Regions from separate parts of the Homo sapiens genome. Here region 1 is linked to region 2. A link is an interaction called in ENCODE POLR2A ChIA-PET data of the cell type or tissue named here. Cell type or tissue: B cell. All regions are shown on one strand.

Region 1 (8,000 bases), 1.8 Mb before region 2:
AGTTGGAGCAAAAGTAGATTATTCCCTACACCTCAGTCCCTGGGCCACCCTGAGATAGACACAAACACATACACTCACAGGCAGATAACCAAACCGGGTTGATTTAGACAGATGCTGGAATGGTGGTCTCCTGAGAGAATACAGCAATGAGATTTTAGGATTCAAATTTAACAACAGTGATTGACAGTCACTAGTGATTGACAATCATTGTTTTTTCCTATAATTTAGGGAACTAGCTTTATCCTCCTTGCAAGTTGCTTGTTGCTTAAGACATTTCTTAAGCAGCGTGGCATCCTTAAGAGTTTGGATTCTGGGTCCAGATTGCCTGGGCTTAGATCTTAGCTTCACCGTTTACTTGTGTGATGTTGTACAAGTTCCTTAACCCTCTTATGAATCAGTTTTTTCTTACGTAAAATGAGGATGCAGTAGTATCTACCTTATAGAAATGTGGGGATGAATTAATACATTTAGAGCACTTAAAACAGTGCATGACATACAGTGTTAAATAGGTGTTGGCTGTTAATATTATCACATATCTTATCTATATTCTTTCAGCTCATTGCTATGGACAGTGCTATCACCCTGTGGCAGTTCCTTCTTCAGCTCCTGCAGAAGCCTCAGAACAAGCACATGATCTGTTGGACCTCTAATGATGGGCAGTTTAAGCTTTTGCAGGCAGAAGAGGTGGCTCGTCTCTGGGGGATTCGCAAGAACAAGCCTAACATGAATTATGACAAACTCAGCCGAGCCCTCAGATACTATTATGTAAAGGTAGTACACATCCTGATCTTATACTATACAGAGAACCTCCAGACAAGAACGATTCCTTCTTGGCTGGGCACAGTGGCTCACGCCTGTAATCCCAGCACTTTGGGAGGCCAAGGAGGGTGGATCACCTGAGGTCAGGAGTTCAAGACCAGCCTAACCGATGTGGTGAAACCCTGTCTCTACCAAAAATACAAAAAAAACGTTAGCTGGGCGTGGTGGTGGGCACCTGTAATCCCAGCTACTCAGGAGGCTGAGGCAGGAGAATCGTTTGAACCCGGGAGGCGGAGGTTGTAGTGAGCCAAGATTGTGCCATTGCACTCCAGCCTGGGTGACAGTGAGACTCCGTCTCAAAAAAAAAAAAAAAAAGATTCCTTGTTTTCTGTTGAGGTTATAGATACCAATTTCCTAGTTTATTTTAATCCAGTGTATTTTGTAGCTTCAGCAGTTTGGAATTAGGATACAAGGTATAAATGTTCCGGCTGAATCTCTACCAAATCTTCTTCTTTTTTTTTTTTTTTTTTGAGACGGAGTCTTACTCTGTCGCCCAGGCTGGAGTGCAATGGTGCGATCTTGGCTTACTGCAACCTCTGCCTCCAGGGTTCAAGCTATTCTCCTGTCTCAGCCTCCCAAGTAGCTGGGATTACAGGTGGCCACCACCACGCCCAGCTAATTTTTTATTATTTATTTATTTGTTTATTTTTTTAGTAGAGGTGGGGTTTCACCATGTTGGCCAAGTTGGTCTTGAACTCCTGACTTGAGGTGATCCACCTGCCTTGGCCTCCCAAAGTGCTGGGATTATAGGCGTGAGCCATCACAGCCAGCTGCCCCAGATTTTATTTATTAACTTACTCCCATTACACATATTTTATTCCTAATTACAGTTGTCTTTAAAAGAAAAAATATGTACAGAATTGGAATATGACAAAGGCAATTTGAGATTCTTGAGGATAAGTAAATATTCTCATGTGTGTCATAATTTACTTTAAAAATTGTGAAGCCTGGAGTAGTGGCTCATGCCTGTAATGCCAGCACTTTGGGAGGCTGCAGCAGGAGGATCACTTGAGCCCAGAAATTTGAGACCAGACTGGGCAACACAGGGAGACCCCGTCTCTACAAAAAACAGTGTGGCGCGGTGGTGTACACCTGTAGTCCCAGTGCCCAGGAGGCTGAGGCAGGAGGATCACTTAAGCTCAAGTGGTTGAGGCTGCAGTGAGCCATGATCACACACCACTGCACTCCATGAGAACCCTGTCTTGTTGGGGAGAAAAGTCATATATGTACATATACACACACACATATATCTACATATATACGTTTTATATCTTAATTTTTAGTTTTAGTTTAACCCAGGGAACACAAATTAAAACCTTATACCTTAAGTAGTAGCTGTTTATACACAGAGTTGGTTTTTTAGTTAAAATTGCTGAGATCTTAATTTCTTTCACTTTTTTTTGTTTGTTTGTTTGAGACGGAGTCTTGCTCTGTTGCCCAGGCTGGAACACAGTGGCGTGATCTCAGCTCACTGCAACTTCTGCCTCCCAGGTTCAAGTGATTCACCTGCCTCAGCCTCCCGAGTAGCTGGGACTACAGACATGCACCACCACACCTGGCTAATTTTTGTATTTTTGGTAGAGATGGGGTTTCACCATCTCTACGGGAGGCTGGTCTTGAACTCCTGACCTCAGGCAGTCCACCTGCCTTGGCCTCCCAGAGTGCTGGGATTACAGGCGTGAGCCACTGTGCAGGGCTCTTTCACCATTAAGTGGTTGATCTTACCAGCTTTCCTGTCTGGAGATAAACTGGAATTTCTGAAGGAAGTAAGAACCTTAACAGATACTATGTTCTAAATTCCTTTTTCACAGCCGGGCGCGGTGGCTCACGCCTGTAATCCCAACACTTTGGGAGGCCGGGGTGGGTGGATCAGTTGAGGTCAGGAGTTCAAGACCAGCCTGGCCAACATGGCAAAACCCCATCTCTACTAAAAATACAAAATTAGCTGGGCATGGTGATGTGTGCCTATAATCCCACCTACTTGGGAGGCTGAGGCAGGAGAATTGCTTGAACCCAGGAGGCAGAGGTTGCAGTGAGCTGAGATCACACCACTGCACTCCAGCCTGGGTGACAGAGTGAGACTCCATCTCAAAAAAATAAGTAAATAAATTCCTTTTTGCTTACTCAGGATGTGTATGGCTTATACCTTTGGAATTGTTTGAGACTGCAGTTCAGGGAGTTCTAATCTGCACAGATATTTGGTTGAGAGTGGTAAGCAATTAAAATCCTTCAGTTTTTATGTAACATATTAGTTCAGTTGTTAATAAGACATTTAAATGTTCTTGCCTTAACTTCTCCATAATAGTAGGGACTGTGTTTGGTATGGCTAGATGAATTTAGGTGATTTTGAAAGTTTTAAGTAAGTGATGTCTACTTCTAAAATGGAGAACCTCATTACCAGCTTTTTCTTTTTTTTTTTTTTTTTTTTTTTTTTAAGACAGACTCTTGCTCTGTCACCAGGCTGGAGTGCAGTGGTGTGATCTTGGCTCACTGCAACCTCCGCCTCCCGGGTTCAAGGGATTCACCTGCCTCGGCCTCCTGAGTAGCTGGGACTACAGGCGCACGCCACCATGCCCTGCAAATTTTTTCTGTTTTAGTGGAGACGGGGTTTCACCATGTTGGCCAGGCTGGTCTCAATCTCCTGACCTCGTGATCCGCCCTCCTCGGCCTTCCAAAGTGCTGGGATTACAGGCATGAGCCACTGTGCCTGGCCGATGCCAGCTTTTTCATGAACTATGGGATATAAGTTTATAAGAAAGGATAAAAATGCTTTTTTTTTTAACCTACAGAATATCATCAAAAAAGTGAATGGTCAGAAGTTTGTGTACAAGTTTGTCTCTTATCCAGAGATTTTGAACATGGATCCAATGACAGTGGGCAGGATTGAGGGTGACTGTGAAAGTTTAAACTTCAGTGAAGTCAGCAGCAGTTCCAAAGATGTGGAGAATGGAGGGAAAGATAAACCACCTCAGCCTGGTGCCAAGACCTCTAGCCGCAATGACTACATACACTCTGGCTTATATTCTTCATTTACTCTCAACTCTTTGAACTCCTCCAATGTAAAGCTTTTCAAATTGATAAAGACTGAGAATCCAGCCGAGAAACTGGCAGAGAAAAAATCTCCTCAGGAGCCCACACCATCTGTCATCAAATTTGTCACGACACCTTCCAAAAAGCCACCGGTTGAACCTGTTGCTGCCACCATTTCAATTGGCCCAAGTATTTCTCCATCTTCAGAAGAAACTATCCAAGCTTTGGAGACATTGGTTTCCCCAAAACTGCCTTCCCTGGAAGCCCCAACCTCTGCCTCTAACGTAATGACTGCTTTTGCCACCACACCACCCATTTCGTCCATACCCCCTTTGCAGGAACCTCCCAGAACACCTTCACCACCACTGAGTTCTCACCCAGACATCGACACAGACATTGATTCAGTGGCTTCTCAGCCAATGGAACTTCCAGAGAATTTGTCACTGGAGCCTAAAGACCAGGATTCAGTCTTGCTAGAAAAGGACAAAGTAAATAATTCATCAAGATCCAAGAAACCCAAAGGGTTAGAACTGGCACCCACCCTTGTGATCACGAGCAGTGATCCAAGCCCACTGGGAATACTGAGCCCATCTCTCCCTACAGCTTCTCTTACACCAGCATTTTTTTCACAGGTAGCTTGCTCGCTCTTTATGGTGTCACCATTGCTTTCATTTATTTGCCCTTTTAAGCAAATCCAGAATTTATACACTCAAGTTTGCTTTCTGTTACTTAGGTTTGTCTTAGAAAGGTTATGTGTGACTGTCATGTGAAAGTTACCCCATTTCTCATCTTAATTAGGATTGCTAAAATAGAAAGTTTGGAGTATTTTCTTAAAAAATTCATTGTTCTACAAGTAAATAAATATTTTGATTTTTCTATTTCCTCCTAAAGAAAGTACACACACTCTCTCGCTCTCTCTCGGTCTTATAAAACTCGTTGGTGTCTTATAAAACAAACAGTGATAATCTCAAGTTAGAAAACAGTAGGTCCTGAGAACCATAAGAAAAATGACTGGTGTGATGTTGAGTAACAAGTTGGTACAGTTACTTTAGCTATTTATTAACTTGCTCATCTCATAGAACATTTTAGTAGATTTTTCACACACCTCATTATTAAAAAAAAACAAACATGCTGGTGTCTTGGTTACCCATTATTCCTCTGTACCTGAATTCAGGTTGGTTTTTCTATTTGGAAAAGACTTTATAAATGTTGGCTTAAAAAGAGGTTGAGCACCAGAATCTCAGAATTTACCACCAAAGAACTCATCCATGTAACCAAAAACCACTTGTACCCCCAAAAACTATTGAAATAAAAATTTAAAAAATTTTAAGTAGTTATTATCACCTTTATCCCTCTTAGTTTGTAAAAATAATTTTTGAGTTTTGTCATGATAATATTTCAGACTTGGAGATATTTGGAGTGGAGGATAGGGCAATATTTAGGTTTGGGTTATTTGTGTGCTGTTTCAAGGATAAAACATCCTGGTAAGTCAGTCAGTGAATATTTTTGCTTTGTGTATTGCAGACACCCATCATACTGACTCCAAGCCCCTTGCTCTCCAGTATCCACTTCTGGAGTACTCTCAGTCCTGTTGCTCCCCTAAGTCCAGCCAGACTGCAAGGTGCTAACACACTTTTCCAGGTAATTTTATAAATATCTGTCTTCTGTAGTTGGAGCATGTTAAATGAAGAAAGAGGCAAAAAGGCAGGGTCCCACTATTCAGTTTAATCATTATAAAACTTCTATTTAATGAATATTCTTTTTTTATTTTTTTGAGATGGAGTCCTCACCATGTCACCCAGGCTGGAGTGCAGTGGCATAATCTCAGCTCACTGCAACCTGCACCTTCCAGGTTCAAGCGATTCTCCTGCCTCAGCCTCCGGAGTAGCTAAGATTACAGGTGTGCAACACCACGTCTGGTTGATTTTTGTGTTTTTAGTGAGACAGGGTTTGACCATGTTGTCCAGACTGGTCTCCAACTCCTGACCTCAGGTGATCCGCCCACCTTGGCCTCCCAAAGTGTTGGGATTACAGGCATGAGCCATTGTGCCCTGCCCAATGAATATTCTTTAGATTTATTTTTGAATTTCCAAATATTAATTTTCTAGCTGGCAAACAGCTTGAATAAATATAGCAAAGTTTCATTTTCATTATTTACTATTACATACATTTGAGTTAGACCAAGAATTGTTCAATACTGTAGGAGATTTAGAGCCTACCCCAAGTTTTTGTCACTAGAAATTCTCTATTTAAAAAAAAAAAATGGGCCAGGCAGTGTGTGTGTCATGCCTGTAATCCCAGCGCTTTGGTAGGCCGAGGCAGGAAGATTGCTTGAGCTCAGGAGTTTGAGACCAGCCTGGACAACCTAAGGAGACCTTGTCTGTACTAGAAATAAAAAAAATTAAGTTAGGCATGGTAGCACGTGCCTGTGGCCCCTAGAGCTACTTGGGAGGCTGAGGTGGGAGGACCGCTTGAGCCCAGTAGATCAAGGCTGCAGTGAGCTATAATGGCACCGCTGCACTCCGGCCTGGGTGACACAGTGAGACCTTGTCTCAAAAAAACAAAATCCACACACACACACTCTCTCTCTCTCTCTTGCTCTCTCTCTCTCTCACACACACACACACACACATATATGGGGGATCTCTGCACATAGGTTCCCTCTTTTAATTAAAGATTAAAAAAAATTTTTTTTTGAGGCGGAGTTTTGCTCTTGTTGTCCAGGCCAGAATGCAATGGCACGATCTCAGCTCACTGCAACCTCTGCCTCCTGGGTTCAAGCGGTTCTCCTGCCTCAGCCTCCCGAGTAGCCAGGATTATAGGCATGTGCCACCATGCTAGGCTAATTTTGTATTTTTAGTAGAGACGAGGTTTCTTCATGTTGATCAGGCTGGTCTCAAACTCCTGACCTCAGGTGATCCGCCCGCCTCAGCCTCCCGAAGTGCTGGGATTACAGGCATGAGCCACTGCACGCGGCCCAAGCATTTTTTTTTTTTTAATAGAGAAAGGTCTTGAAAATGGTATATCAAACAGTCCCATTTCTCCCTCAGTCAGAATTGATAATTTATCAACATTTTATATGTACATTTTTAAAAAAATGAATATTATCTCTTCACCAAGACGTTAGGAAAGTTCTTGCCATTCCTAATGGGTTTAGCCATTATTTTGCCCAAAACACTTAGATGTTATAACTTAAAGACTTTCTTGGAGTCAATTCATTTACTTATTCATGGTTGACTATCTCTGATTTTCTTATATTTTGTAATTTAACTTCTCATTCTTTTAGAAATGAAATGGTAGGGAAAAAGAGGAAAATTAAAAATCTCTCTGCTTTTTATTTTTTGCCAACGTTTAAAATTATTGAATAGAAAAAAAAGTTGAGAATTTTTCATATTTTTTTTCATTGCCACACATGAGCAGATAATTGAGTTATAGAGTCAGCTGAGACCTTAAGCAAAGTCATAGTGCTCCTGTAGCTTCAGCCTGGAATCTCCCTGTAGAGCTGGCCTCAGAATACTTGATGGGGAACCCTTTTCTAGGATGAGTGCTATTTATACCTTTCTGGATCTCTTTTTGAGGGTTTATGATTTGCTCCATAATTGAATTACACTCTGTAGTGCATATTGTCATTTACTTGAACTTTCTAAAACCTTCATTTGAGGTTAATTGTAAACCTGTGTACCTTAGGATATGAAGGAGGGTACAGGTTGTTCTTTGTTTCTACTCCATTGAGGTAAGTTGGAGAATGTTAATATTTAATATGTTAGGACAAAAGATTTTTGTTTCTAGTTTTTGTTATGACATCATATTCTTTCATGATAAACAGCCACTGCCTTTGTCCTGTGAGCCATTACAGAAGGCTGTTGTGTTTTGCCTCAGGTAATAGAGTAGGATAGAAAGTAAAAGTTGGGGTTGAGTAATAGGATGATAATGTGTTTTGTTTTCTTTCTCAGTTTCCTTCTGTACTGAACAGTCATGGGCCATTCACTCTGTCTGGGCTGGATGGACCTTCCACCCCTGGCCCATTTTCCCCAGACCTACAGAAGACATAACCTATGCACTTGTGGAATGAGAGAACCGAGGAACGAAGAAACAGACATTCAACATGATTGCATTTGAAGTGAGCAATTGATAGTTCTACAATGCTGATA
Region 2 (8,000 bases):
GCAGTCGAGTATAAGACAGATTGTATTCTTAACCAATTGGTTATAAAGCTGAAACTATCCTTTTGCTTATGCACTTTGATATGTTGAATGAAACTGTACTCTACTCCGATGTTAACTGTCCAATATAACTATCTCTGATCACCTCAGGAAGAAGTGAGCTCTCTTTCTTCTAATTCTTTGTTGTTTGAATTGCACAAACATTTAAATATATCTATATCTATAATTCCTTATTAGGCTTAAAATTATTAAGTGAAAATACTTCGTTACAGGCCGGGTGTGGTGGCTAACACCTATAATCCCAGCAATTTGGGAGGCTGAGGCAGGCAGATGATTTGAGGCCAGCAGTTCAAGACCAGTGTGGCCAACATGGTGAAACCCCGTTTCTACCAAAAATACAAAAATTAGCCAGGCGTGGTGGCGGGTGCCTATAATCCCAGCTACTGGGGAGGCTGAAGCAGGAGAATCACTTGAACCTGGGAGGCGGAGGTTGCAGTGAGTGGAGATCGCACCATTGCACTTTAGCCTGGGCGACAGAGCAAGACTCCATCTAAAAAAAAAAAAAATTAATGGCCAAGAACGGTGGCTCACACCTGTAATCCCAGCACTTCGGGAGGCCAAGGCGGGCGGATCACCTGAGGTCGGGAGTTTGAGACCAGCCAGACCAACATGGAGAAACCCCGTCTCTACTAAAAATACAAAAAAATCAGCCGGGCTTGGTGGCACATGCCTATAATCCCAACTACTTGGGAGGCCGAGACACGAAAATTGCTTGAACCCAGAAGACGGAGGCTGCGGTGAGCTGAGATCATGCCATTGCACTCCAGCCTAGGCAACAGGAGTGCAACTCTGTCTCAAAGAAATAAATAAAAAACTTTATTATATATACCTATTATTCTTTAGTCACATGGGAAGCCAATAAATGTATTGAGTGGATATAAACAGTAAATGGAAAAATATATGTGAGGGCTGCTTGACAAAGAATTTCAACCTTTTAAATATTAGAGTTGAATGTACCAACTTTTCATCTTTAGATTATCTCATCAGCATACTAACAAATTCCTGAAAATTCATCAAAGGTAAAAGATACCCAAGGATTTTGCATTCCCAATTATATAAAAGTAGAGGCTTGACAACTCTAAGACCTATCTATACCTTACCTTGTTTGGTGGAGAGAGTTACTGTCCTCACCACAGTCCTGACATTTTCTTTTTCAGGACCTGGAACGGGCTCAGGGTGGAGTAAAAGACTGGAAACTCCTGAAGAACCCTCTGAATAAGGCAAGTCAAAGAACAGCAAATAATTTATGGAAAATAATGCTATCCCAAGTCAAAAAATTTGTTTTTGTAACCAGTTAAGTCCAATACAGACTGATATTATGACTATAAGCCAATCAGCCTTTCTGTATCTGTTTGCCTACAGTCAAATGGAGTAGTGGTGAGGGGAGCCTTGGGCATGATGTGAAAACAAAATATAAAATTATTTTGAGTGACTTAGGCACCCAAACTACTTTTATTTACCAATAAGGCTAATATTTACCAATAAAGCTAGTATTATTCTAAAATTAACCTCAGAGGTACACTAGCCATCAGGTGTATCAATCCAACCTATTCTATTTAATCATCTGAAAACACAACTCCAAGGTTGCTATAAAGCAAGCCTTAAAAGAAGGTTTTTAGAACCATTTCTCTCTATATATACTACACTTCACACTATAAATTTTAAGGCTGGGGGCTGGGCGCAGTGGATTACCTGAGGTTGGGAGTTCGAGACCAGCCCAACCAACATGGAGAAACCCTGTCTTTACCAAAAATACAAAATTACCCAGGCGTGGTGGCGCATGCCTGTAATCCCAGCTACTCAGGAGGCTGAGGCAGCAGAATAGCTTGAACTGGGAGGTGGAGGTTGTGGTGAGCAAAGATTGCGCCATTGCACTCCAGCCTGGCAACAAAAGCAAAACTCTGTCTCAAAAAAAAAAAAAAAAAAAAAAAAAAAAAAAAAAAAAATTGGGGGTTGGAAATACAGAGCAATCAGGCTGACGTAAGCTCCAGAAGAAAATCCTAGCAGCTCTTGAGGAAGAACTCTTCTACTAGAAAATGACGTTTTTCCTTTTTTTTCTTTTTTGAGACAGAGTCTTGATCTGTCGCCAGGCTGGAATACAATGGTGCGATCTCAGCTCACTGCAACCTCTGCCTCCTGGGTTCAAGCAATTCTCATGCCTCAGCCTCCCGAGTAGCTGGGACTACAGGTGCATGCCACCCCGCCTGGCTAATTTTTTGTTTTAGTAGAGACGGGGTTTCACCATGTTGGCCAGGATGGTCTGGATCTCCCAACCTCATGATTCGCCCTCCTCGGCCTCCCAAAGTGCTGGGATTACAGGCGTGAGCCACCACGCCCAGCCTTTCCTCTCTTAATATAATTTCTTTTTAACCACTATAAGAACTTACAGAATTAATATAGTTCTTATATGATGTTCTTCAGAGCTATATTTTTCAAGATATACAAGTTCTTTCAGATTCTTTATTGTACCCAGCTCTGAAAAGTTAGGGACTGAAACACAGCTGCAGTGAATTAAAAGCAACCACAATTTAAATAAGTCTGTGTTTTACTTCAAACAGGCCATGGAAATGAAAATCTATTTGCTCATTTTGGCTGTTGCTTCTAGAAGCGTCCTTAGTATTCTTCCCTAGCAACATACAACTATCCATGCCAAAACGTGATGACTTACCACCTTGCTTCTTAGATTTTTCCTTCATTTTCTTTGACTTAATTTCCTCAAGAGTTTTTATTCCAAAATTCAAACATTCACCTGAAAATTCAAATAGAAATTTTATGAGGAACGGGAGCCTTTTCATCTTTGTATTTTATCTGTACATAGCAGGCATTTATTTTTGAATAAATGATCAACAGAAACTAAGTATAGGTAAGTATGCGTGTAGCATGGGAAAAAGAAGAGGGAGGTCAATGATTGTGAACTAAATTTCAAAGGTAGTTTCAACAGTGCTATAAGAGGCACCAATCTAGCCTCTTCTTACCTTGCTTTATATTGACTGCAGGTTTCCGGACAGAAGTCACTCGTAATCCATTGTGAACTTCAGGAGTTGGTTGCAGGGTAGGTGTTTTGGTTTCATCACCTTCCTCAGAAAACTGATCTATATATCAACATTTAAGGCAAATTCACAATTAAAAATACGCCTATAGCTTTAATCCTGATTCTGCCCAATTCACTATGAGACCCTATTTATTTGCCTTAAAGAAGGAGCCAGACAGAACTTACCATCATCATCTTCATCATCATCTGCAGCATTAATTACAACTGGTGGATGCGTGGGGCTAGGAACATTTTCGGAACTTTCTACTTTCATAACGCTCCGCAGCTGAGGGGAAGGATTGGACTGGACAGACAATTTGTTCTGCTGAACTGAAAGTTGGCTAGCCTTCACTTCCTCTTCTGGTGACTCAGGCACAGTGGGCAACACAGCTAAACGCACAAAATCAGTCATAAATTAAAAACAGAAGATACAACCCCAACTTACCAAAAATTCCTGACCACCTATGAAAACTATAGTGTATTTGTCTTATGAGCATTTATACTAAATTTCCTCATTTAAGTTCTAAAGTCCCAGGGAGGGAAAAGATGTGCTTTTACCTAATTAACTCTCCACTAACTCTCCACTGTACATAAACACAAAGTGGGCACTCAAAACAGAATCAACAGAAGACTAGAAGAAGCATAGTACCTGTTCACAAATTCTAGACCTTTAATTTTAATACTGCAATTCTAGGCTTTTTGCTCAGCAAAGAAGTAGCTTCTAAGACCCAAGCATATGACACTTACTTGAACCAAACCAGAAAGGAATAAGTCTACTTTTTTCCCTTAAATTGAGGTAAAAAGATGTAGCCATCAAATTTTAATCACGTAGCAACTGTGGCTTTTAAATGGCCAATTCCACTTTTAAATTACTTTAAAATGAACTTTGGGAATAACCACTAGCTTTTTAGTTTTATTTTAGATTATAGTCTAGAGTAGGGTTGGCAAATATTTTCTGTAAAGAGCCAGTTAATAATTTAGGCTTTGTGGGCCATATGGTTTCTGTCTCAACTACTCAATTCTATAGCACTAGCACAAAACTGATAATAGAAAATATGTAAATGAATGGGCAAGGCTATATTCCAATAAAACTTATTTTACAAAACAGGCAGAGGACCAGTTTTGCCAACCTTTGACCTAGAAAATCAAATTTATTTTGAAAACGTTTATGGGTCTGATAAGAATATGAGAAATGAAGTAAGTATAATAACTTAAATGGCATGCCAAGATATATAATGGTTCTAAGGCCAAGGATAAATCATTTAACCTTAATAAGATTCAGTTCACTTATCTGTAAAGTGGAAATAATTCTGCTGTTTCACAAGACTGAAAGGAGTCAATGTCTGAAAAGTACTGTTGTACAGTGTGCATAATAGGTGTTCATTTGATATTCTTTTAAAATTAAAAACTGATCTCACTTTTGCTCGGAGGTAGGAAAAGGCCATCAACATATCGTCCTCTATTGTGATGGAAAGCGCAGTTTAATTTTTGACATCCTGTTGGCTGATTTTCCCAATAACAAGGAATTTCACTGCGTTTTTTCTGTAAGAGGGAAAAACACATTGCTTTCAAATAAAACAGTGATACGTATATTCATGTGGCAGTTTGTTTTCTAGACAAAGTTCATACAGGGTTCAAAAATCCGAGGCATGTGAGATGAGATGATTTTTAGAAGGAAGAGAGATTGCTGAAAATAACATAACTTAGGCATGATGGAGAGCTGAATGGAGCAGGAGAGTAGTTTATGTTATTCTTTCCCTTTTTACCCTCATCCTGGAACCCCTAAAATGTCTACACTTAATTTAGAGAAGCAGGATGATACAGTAGTTTAAGTTTATGAAATCAAAGATAACGGTCTGAATCTCTATTATGTTACTTATTGGCCAGGTGGCCTTGGATAATTCATGCCTCTAAGCCTCACTTTCCTTAGCTATAAAACGGGAATAAATGGTTTCTTATGAAGAGTACATAAAATAATGTATATAAAGCACTAAGCACATAGGTCAAACTCAATAAACTGCAGTTATTACTTGAAGCTGAGAGTTCAAGGGTTTGAGAAAATTCTTCCCATTCATGAATTCTCAAAGTAAGGCACCTATAACAACACACTAAGGATGTTAGGTATCCTTCCCAAGTCACCTTACTTTTTTTTTTTTTTTGAGACAGAGTCTTGCTCTGTCACCCAGGCTGGAGTGCAGTGGCGCGATCTCCGCTCACTGCAAGCTCCGCCTCCCGGGTTCACGCCATTCTCCTGCCTCAGCCTCCAGAGTAGCTGGGACTACAGGTGCCTGCCACCACACTCGGCTAATTTTTTTTGTATTTTTAGTAGATAAGAGGTTTTACCATGTTAGCCAGGATGGTCTTGATCTCCTGACCTCGTGATCCGCCCGCCTCAGCCTCCCAAAGTGCTGGGATTACAGGTGTGAGCCACCGCACCCGGCCAGTCACCTTACTTTTATAAAGGAAAATTGGGAGAAAAAAAAAAAAAAAGAATACCTGTGCATCTAGAATAGAATAAACTGCTGAATCATAGGATGTATGTCCTAGAAAAATATATACATTAGTTCTCCAACAGCTGTGTATAAGCAATGTTCACAGCAATATTATTTTCAATAGCTCTATAATTTTGCAAACCCATGTGTACATCAATACTAGAATGGATAAAGAAACTGTAAAGTATTCGTACAACAGAATATCATCTAGTAATGAGAAGGAATAAACCATTGCTATACTCAATGCCACAGATGTGAAATGAAAGAAGCCAGACACAAGAGTGCATACTATACCATTCCATTTATGAAAAGATGAAAACAGTCAAAACTTCTCCATGGTAGAGTAGTTGGGATGCTGATCAGCTTTGGGGATGTGGTTAGTAACAAGGGGATGAAGGGGAAGATAGATTACTGCTAATACTCTATTTCTTGAACTAGGTGCTGATCAAGTAAGTATAATCACTCTATGAAAATTCTTCAAGTTGTAAGATTACGATTTTGCACTTTTCTAGATACATTTTAATAGTTCAAAAAAGGGGGAAAAAAGATATGAGAAGTACTCCCAAAAACTAACTAACCTCCGATGAACTGCATTATGTCGAATCTCTAATCATCATAAACAGCCTATGGTTTAAAATTCCAGGAAAAAACACCAGCATTGAAATTTAAGAATATGGAGAAGAGAGACAGAGAAACAATAACCATTACAAAAAGATGCTTAAATGTATCAAAAAGGGCAAAGGTCAAAATCTACTATATTGAGAGAGTGATAAAATTCAATTATACACTGTTTTCAGGGACGTGGAAGAATCAGGCAGTCTCAAACACATAATGGAAATGTAAATTTGCTCCACATCTCTGAAAGGTGATTTGGCAAAATCAGTTTTTTAAAACTATGTTCTAAGTTTATGTCATATGCATAATTACCTATTAATATTTTTAAAGTATAATTTTTAAAAAGAATTAATTATTATTAATCAATATTTATTTATTAATTTTAATATTATTGATATTTTCTAAAAGTATAATATTTTTTAAAAGTATAGGCTACTGTGGGCACACTACCTATAGAGTGGCCCTGCTCCACAAGGAGCAGTAAAAATAAAGTAAAAATAAAAGTACAGCAAATACCGTTACTTTCAAAGAACTAGGAAGAATTTATTAGTCCTCTGTCACACCCGAAAGGTAGATGTAATAGCTACCACTGTTTTTTAGACAGGAATAACAATTATTCAATTCTTCCTTTCTCAAGGCAGAACCTAATGCCAATCTTCCTTGTTCCTAAGCCTACCTTTGCTTAAATTTTACATCTTTCCTGGAAGCAATTTTCAAATTACTGAATGACTTCTGTAACAGTATCTTCTATACACAGAAGTCACATGACATTTATTTGATCTGTTTAATACATTTGCTAGATTTTGTTTCTAATTGAAAAGTAATATATGTGCAACGAAGACAACTTGGAAAATGGAAATAAATGCCAATTATGCTATTACCCAGAGAATCACTTATTTTGGTATGAGTTTTTACTTGTAAAAAAAAAATCACAAGTGACTATATGCATACTAAAAAGAAAGGTATTCCATGTAATTCTGTACATTTTTCCTTAGTAATATCCTCCACATGCCAGGCGTGGTGGCTCACGCCTGTAATCTCAACACTTTGGGAGGCCAAGGTGGGTTGATCACCTGAGGTCAGGAGCCTGACCAATATGGTGAAACCCCGTCTCTACTAAAAAATACAAAAATTAGCTGGGCATGGTGGAGGGCGCCTGTAGTCCCAGCTATGCGGGAGGCTGAGACAGGAGAATCACTTGAACCCGGGAGGTGGAAGTTTCAGTGAGCCAAGATGGAGCCACTGCACTCCAGCCTGGGTGACAGAGTGAGACTCCACCTCAAAAAAAAAAAAAAAAAAAAAAAATCCTCCACAGTAATATTTCTCCTACATAATTATGTCTTCACATTTTTAACAGTAATACAGCACATGATCCAAAGATAAAACAGTTGATTCTCATTATTTGCAGTAGTTATGTTCTATAAAGTCACTTGGAACACTGAATTAGTAAATACTAAACCATTATTCCTAAGGGAAATAGAGTTGGGTTCCTGTGGGCCTCTGGTCACATTTTCATCAACTAATCAATACATAACTTTGTTTTGGGTGCATTTAATATTGTTCATTCATTAATATGAAACGCAAGACAAATAGCACTGTAACTCACACTTGAACAAAGCTTATCTAACATCTATTTTCTTTTTTTTTTTTTTTTTTTGAGACGGAGTCTCGCTCTGTTGCCCAGGTTGGAGTGCAGTGGCACAATCTTGTCTCACTGAAACCTCCACCTCCAGGGTTCAAGCAATTCTCCTGCCTCAGCCTCCCGAGTAGCTGGGATTATAGGCACGTGTCACCATGCCCGGCTA

The links. Peaks named below come from ENCODE experiments on the same cell type or tissue, not always from the same donor. Only the 100,000 strongest peaks of a DNase experiment are listed, where the experiment ranks them.
Region 1: POLR2A ChIA-PET joins it to region 2 with 5 read pairs; 2 of 35 experiments call an interaction of 5 or more read pairs at or near these places.

Annotation. Positions count from the first base shown.
Region 1 is chr1:205,616,447-205,624,446 of GRCh38, reverse strand. ELK4 (ETS transcription factor ELK4) reads left to right here. Exons shown (of 5, transcript NM_001973.4): 2 at 556-771; 3 at 3,609-4,481; 4 at 5,374-5,490; 5 at 7,803-8,000. The coding sequence starts at 565. The coding sequence ends at 7,901. Among named protein-coding and RNA genes, the nearest start is that of ELK4, 12 kb to the left of the region's middle. In B cell, no CTCF peak of the experiment used is centred here; no DNase peak of the experiment used is centred here; H3K27ac peaks cover 2,493 bases.
Region 2 is chr1:203,824,929-203,832,928 of GRCh38, reverse strand. ZBED6 (zinc finger BED-type containing 6) reads right to left here. Exons shown (of 17, transcript NM_001395895.1): 4 at 4,507-4,630; 5 at 3,275-3,478; 6 at 3,033-3,149; 7 at 2,726-2,806; 8 at 1,158-1,268. ZC3H11A (zinc finger CCCH-type containing 11A) reads right to left here. Exons shown (of 18, transcript NM_001376342.1): 5 at 4,507-4,630; 6 at 3,275-3,478; 7 at 3,033-3,149; 8 at 2,726-2,806; 9 at 1,158-1,268. Among named protein-coding and RNA genes, the nearest start is that of SNRPE, 33 kb to the left of the region's middle. In B cell, no CTCF peak of the experiment used is centred here; no DNase peak of the experiment used is centred here.